Regions from separate parts of the Homo sapiens genome. Here region 2 is linked to region 1. The links are chromatin loops, found by intact Hi-C in ENCODE. Cell type or tissue: A673. All regions are shown on one strand. Links, peaks and the distances in the headings refer to the core of each region. The heading gives the core; the rest is flanking DNA.

Region 1 (2,925 bases), core at 239-2,738:
AGGGTTAGTGACAAAGCATGAGTGATAAACACACGTTCATTTTGACGTTGCTGAGATTTTGGCTGTTTCTGACACCAGCATAACCTAGCTTGTCATGACTGATAGAGTCTTGGCCAGCTCTGACATTAGGTTGTACTCGTCTCTGTTTCTAAGCAAGTGCTTGCTCAGATTCCTGATTTCCTATTTCCCTTCTGAGACCTCTAGTTTAGAAACAGGGATAGGTAGGTTAACCGGAACACTGTTTGCAGGTAGAGCATCAGGGAGTGGAAGTGACTCATATTTCACTTCCTTATGGGCCCATCTCTTTACTCCAGTGAGCCATAAAACTGCCACTAACTGTTGCAGTGTTCGTGTATTATGGGATCATTCATTTATATCAGGCATGACAAACTCAAATAGCTTAAAGGACCAAAGAGGTAACTATTTGGGGAGTGGTAGCTTATGGGAAAATGGAGAACATATGCATCCCTGCATCCCTATGAGCATTCAGACTCAAAATTTGAAAAAAATGCTTGTATTAGTCTATTCTCACACTGCTAGTAAAGACATACCTGAGACTGGGTAATTTATAAAGGAAAGATGTTTAATTGAATCACAGTTCCACGTGGCTGGGGAGGCCTCACAATCATGGTGGAAGGTGAATGAGGAGCAAAGGGACGTCTTACATGGCAGCAGGCTAGAGAGAGCATGTGTGGGGGAAATCCCCTTTATAAAACCATCAGATCTTGTGAGACTTATTCACTATCATGAGAACAACACAGGGAAAAACCCACTCCCAAGATTCAATTACTTCCCACCTGGTCCCTCCCATGACACATGAGGAATATTACAACTCAAGGTGAGATTTGAGTGGGTACACAAAGCCAAACCACATCAAGGGTGGACAAGGGAAGCACATTTGCAGGGCAGCATGGGCCCTGGGTTGCTGTCTTTCACTGATGGCTGACCATGTGCCATGTTAGGCACTGTGAGGAGTTGCAAGAGTGAACCCACAAGCAATCCCATATAGCTTTCATTCTAGATGGATAAGTTGATTTCTTTCGACAACAGTTATGTAGCACTTACTATGTACCAAGCACAGTTCTAAGAACTGTGATAATATCAGTTTAAATCCTTGTGACAATCCTTATTATTTCCATTTTACAGATGAAAAGACAGAGGCCCAGAGAAGGTGAGTCATTGGCCCAAGGTCACATAGCTAGTAAGTGGTAGAGCTGGGGTCTACATCCAGGCAACTCAGCCCCAGATTGTGTGCTTTTAATCACAACACTCTGTTACATCTCACAAGACCTGTAAATGGATAATACATAGTAGACTGTAGCAAGGACCTCAATGATGAAATGATCACGTGATTGCCTGGAAGGATTTATGTTCTTCTACAAATGCTCTTACTAGGAGCTGTTTCCTGTCAGCAGGAGGCCTTGGCCTGCTTGATGTTAGGTTCCGTTCATATTTGATGTTTATTAATGAAGTAAAAATGAATCTTCTGTTTATGTTCACTTGTGCCTTGGCAAACTGATTTATTATTTCACTTAAGTGGGGTTCACTTTAGAAAATAAGCTGAATTTGTCTTAAAGCCTTAAAAAAATAAATGATCACATTTCACACTTTGACCATTTCTTTGCTTTGCTTACTTAATTAGCTTTAGACACGATGCTAAATCATCTCAGTATATCTGTGTCAGTTTCAGGGCAGATCCAGGTTTTGTGGGACCTGAAGATTATTTGAGAGGCCTTCTTGGAAAACCAGAATACAATAGTAAATGTAAAAAGTTAGGCATGGGGGTGTTGAGGCAGGGACCTCTCCCCATGAGAGGCCCTGCGGCTTAAACTCTACTGACTTCACGGTAAATTGGCTTCTGGTCTCTCATCTTTGATTCTCATGAGCATTTCATAAAAATATCACAGCACCCTTATTTTGCTTTTAAATTCAATTACTATCAGCTCTCCATATCCATGGGTTCTGCATCCATAGATTCAATCAACCAGGGATAGAAAAATATATTTTTAAAAAAAACCAACGCAATTAAAAAAACCATACAACAATAAAAAATATAATAGGAAATACAGTATAACAGTGATTTACATAGCATTTACATTTTATTAGGTGTTAGAGGTAGAGATGATTTAAAGTATACGATAGGATATGCATAGATTATGTGCAAATACTGTGCCATTGTATATCAGGGAACTGAGCATCAGTATATTTTGGTATCCTCGGGAGTCCTGAAACCAATCCCCTATGGATACAGAGGAAGCAGCATACTTGGAACTACATTATAATCTGCTTTTAACAACATTCTATACAAAAGTTAGAATCTAGGAAACAATAATGTAGGGGGCAATTATGCATTACCCTTCAAGTGATTTGCAGAAAAGTAGATTTACAGATATAGCCAGTGCATGCCTGTGTTTTGCCTATAAACCGCATAATAAAGTGTGATAGGTGGATGAGAGGGCAGAGAAATTTAAAATATTATGACCCTTTGCCAAGACGAAGCCAATGAAAAATAAATACAGTATTAGAAATCACAATTTACGTCACTGAACACGTCATTGGATTCACAAAATTTTCCATTGCATTTAATTAAAAAAAAGCCCATTTTATGGTAAGGAATACTAGAATTGCAAATGTAACACAGAACTAATATGGCACGTGAGATGGAGAAGGTCCAATCCAGTGATATCTGTAGAATGAATGAATTAACGACTGACTGAATATGCATATTTAAGGAAGGTGCTAATGGTGGTCACAGGCTTCCCTCATCAACCCCAACTTATAATTGCATTTTAAAATTTATAAACCATTAGCCAATAATGGGAGACAGTTAGCTAGATTCCCGGAGTCTCTCATAATAACAAATGTCTTTATATTTATAATTTTGTAATTCTGTGTGAAATCAGATTCAAAATCATGGTATCATAT
Region 2 (2,925 bases), core at 267-2,766, 66 kb before region 1:
TTGATGGTGGAGAAGATATCTATTGCTCCTGACTTAGTTACTTGAATTAAACTTTAGCTGAAATGAATGAAAAGGAGTTATGAATGCTTAAGTGGCCAGGAAGATAATTAAAATAAAATAACCAAACTCCTTCCTCTCTTTCCATCATTATTTAAGATTCAACTGGTATAAATGTGGCTAAAAAAGATAAGCCCAGTTACTACCTGGGTTTTCATGAACTTTACCTTTTCTTCATCCCCAACCTAGAATTCTTTGTTTATAACAGTCTTAAATAATGAGTAAGAATTTTAAATAGGCCTGGTGTGCTGGCTCATGCCTGTAATCCCAGCACTTTGGGATGCCAAGGTGGGTGGATCATCTGAGGTCAGGAGTTCGAGACCAGCCTGGCCAACATGGTGAAACTCCGTCTCTACTAAAAATACAAAAAGTTAGCTGGGCGTGGTGGTGCGCACCTGTAATCCCAGGTACTCAAGTGGCTGAGGCAGGAGAATCTCTTGAACCCAGGAAATGGAGGTTGTAGTAAGCTGAGACCACGCCATTGCACTCCGGCCTGGGCAACAAGAACAAAACTCCGTCTCAAAAAAATAAAAATTTTTTTTAAATAAATATGATCCTCAGTGAACTTAGGCTTTTAAAAAATGTTGTCAATCAAAAGTAAAATCTGAGTTGGAGCTGTTCTTTGACTGCTATTATCTATTAAAGGACAATTTTGCTTTAATGTGCATCGTAGATGTGGACAATAAACCTTGGGCTTAGTCGTTTAAAAAAAGTAAAACATTAGGAAACAGTTCAGACCCAGGTGTCGATGGCTGGCAGCACTATATTTTTCCAGCTCTTTCTCTTGCATAGAGGTCTAGATCTGGATATGCAACTGAATCACACCTGCTCCAGAGCAGGATGTAGGGATATTCTCACATTTCTACTGGCTAAGTTGGATGCAATGACATTTGACCACAGGTATATAAACAAGCACATTATTTTCGTATCTGAAGACAATCACCTAGAAAGAGAAATTTCCACTGTCGTCTTCAAATGTAAAAAATATGAACTCCTTTTAGATAAGTCTTATATTTAGAGTGATCTAGAAGTTCGACTCATCCCTAAATCTGAAATGTTCATGTGATGCAATACTAAAGTCCATAATCTCATGTGGTTGAGCTTCAAATTATGGTACCACTATCACATCGGTAAACATCTGACAAAAGACATAAAGCGATTGGAAAATGGAAGCAAGATGTCCTTAAATGGAGATTATAAGCCTGCGAGTAATTAAAGGGGATCCCTGCAAGGGAAAGTGGTATTGCAGACATGCCAATGGAAACGGTACACAGCATGTGGATGCCACTAAATCAAGTCACATATCTTGTGTCAGCTGAGTGAATTCTCAGCATCCTCTCTAGACAGGCTCTGCTTAATGTGGGGAAATTTATGGGTAATAGATTTTCATAACAGGCCTTTTATGATCTTTCCCTCCCCTAAAAGTGCCCTCTGGAGCTTTTCTGCTTCCACTCTCATTTTTCTTAATTGGAAAAAGATTTACTATTCATTTCCTCCTTCCCAGGGCTCCTTTCCACTCGAGTGGCATTGCCTCCCATCTTGTTCCTCCCTCTTGTACCCCTCATCTCTTCTTCAGACAGGAAACTGTAATATATGATAGATCTGACACTGGGGCATTGTTGCTAGCTCTGCTAGGGAAGAAGTCACTGCCATTCTAACAAGAATGGGGTGAACCCTACCTGCCTGACTCCAGAGGTCCTGCACACACCTATCTAACATCCAGTTGGCTCATACCCCCACTCCATGTGCTAGCATTGGAGAGCTTTGTGTACAAGTGGCAGAAAGTAAAAAGACAAACCTTGAGTGGAGACAGGAAATGGGAAATGAAGGGCCAAATCATGGATGCTTTGCCCATTGAAGAGAATATTTATTCTTGCAGGGGACTTGGCAGTCAACCACTGCTCATGGGTCCCATCTCCCTACTGTTGAGAAAAGAAGTCAAGGAGTCTTCTCTGCTCTTGATAGATCATCTTCCTAAATCAGTGGAAACCTTGCTTAACACAGGGCCTGCTCAATGTGGAGGGAGAAAAGCAAACACCCATTTGTTGTGATTTGGTAAAAAGCCAGCCTGACCAAACCAAACCAAGTAGAATCTTCTATGCTTAAAGACTCCCTTTGAGTTAATAGAAGACCCCTATAAAAATGTGAATGTTTTAACAGATAGAATAATATTAAATAACTAAGCACCCACATTTGTGTGTGCAAATTGAGTTAGAATCACCAACAGCTTAAGACTCAGGGAATCAGGACTCTGAGAGAGGGAGCATGAGCATTAGAGACATTCTACAGCACTTAAATGACTTGAGGGTTCCTGTCTCTCCTGGAACAGATTTCTATCCCAACAAGGCAATTCCATCCTAATTCATTGGTTAGATTAGTTTACTAACCAATAAGGCTTATGCTGTCTTCTGACTAGATCACCAATGTAATCATTAATTCCTTAAACTTGTTACCTAATACAGGAGGAACTGCTTCAGTGGTGAAGATCACTGACTTGACTTAAAAAAAAAGTTCATATTTCTGAATTACAAAGTGACAGCACTGGCACTGACTTATGGGTTGCTAATCTGGTATACATTCCTCTCCCTGACTGATCCACGTGGAACCTAGACTTGGAGGCAAGGACAGTTCAATTCAGAACTGTCATCAGAGTGGTGAGCTCTGGGCAGCAAGGGGGCTGCATGAAGGCCTAGGTTCCGAGGAGGAGGCATGGGGGCCTAGGTTCTGAGGAGGAGGTGGCAAACCATTGTTCAGAACCATCTGCCAGATACCAAGGTGGAGTCTGAACTTGCGGTTGTGGGATGCTGGTAGGTAATGCTTGCTGCTATAACCTGGAAATGGACACACAGGTGGCTGGAATTAGCACAT

Evidence for each region. Hi-C counts contacts between places; a loop is a spot of excess contacts. Peaks named below come from ENCODE experiments on the same cell type or tissue, not always from the same donor. Only the 100,000 strongest peaks of a DNase experiment are listed, where the experiment ranks them.
Region 2: it touches region 1 in a loop (7-fold over the local background); 3 of 110 quality-filtered maps call a loop at or near these places.

The regions. Positions count from the first base shown.
Region 1 is chr7:134,848,699-134,851,623 of GRCh38, reverse strand. All of the region lies in intron 2 of CALD1 (caldesmon 1), which reads right to left. Among named protein-coding and RNA genes, the nearest start is that of CALD1, 71 kb to the right of the region's middle. In A673, for the core only: no CTCF peak of the experiment used is centred there; a DNase peak (open chromatin) is centred at 1,393; H3K27ac peaks cover 875 bases.
Region 2 is chr7:134,915,019-134,917,943 of GRCh38, reverse strand. The region is part of intron 3 of CALD1 (caldesmon 1); the gene reads right to left. Among named protein-coding and RNA genes, the nearest start is that of AGBL3, 70 kb to the left of the region's middle. In A673, for the core only: no CTCF peak of the experiment used is centred there; a DNase peak (open chromatin) is centred at 1,413; H3K4me3 peaks cover 330 bases; H3K27ac peaks cover 1,556 bases.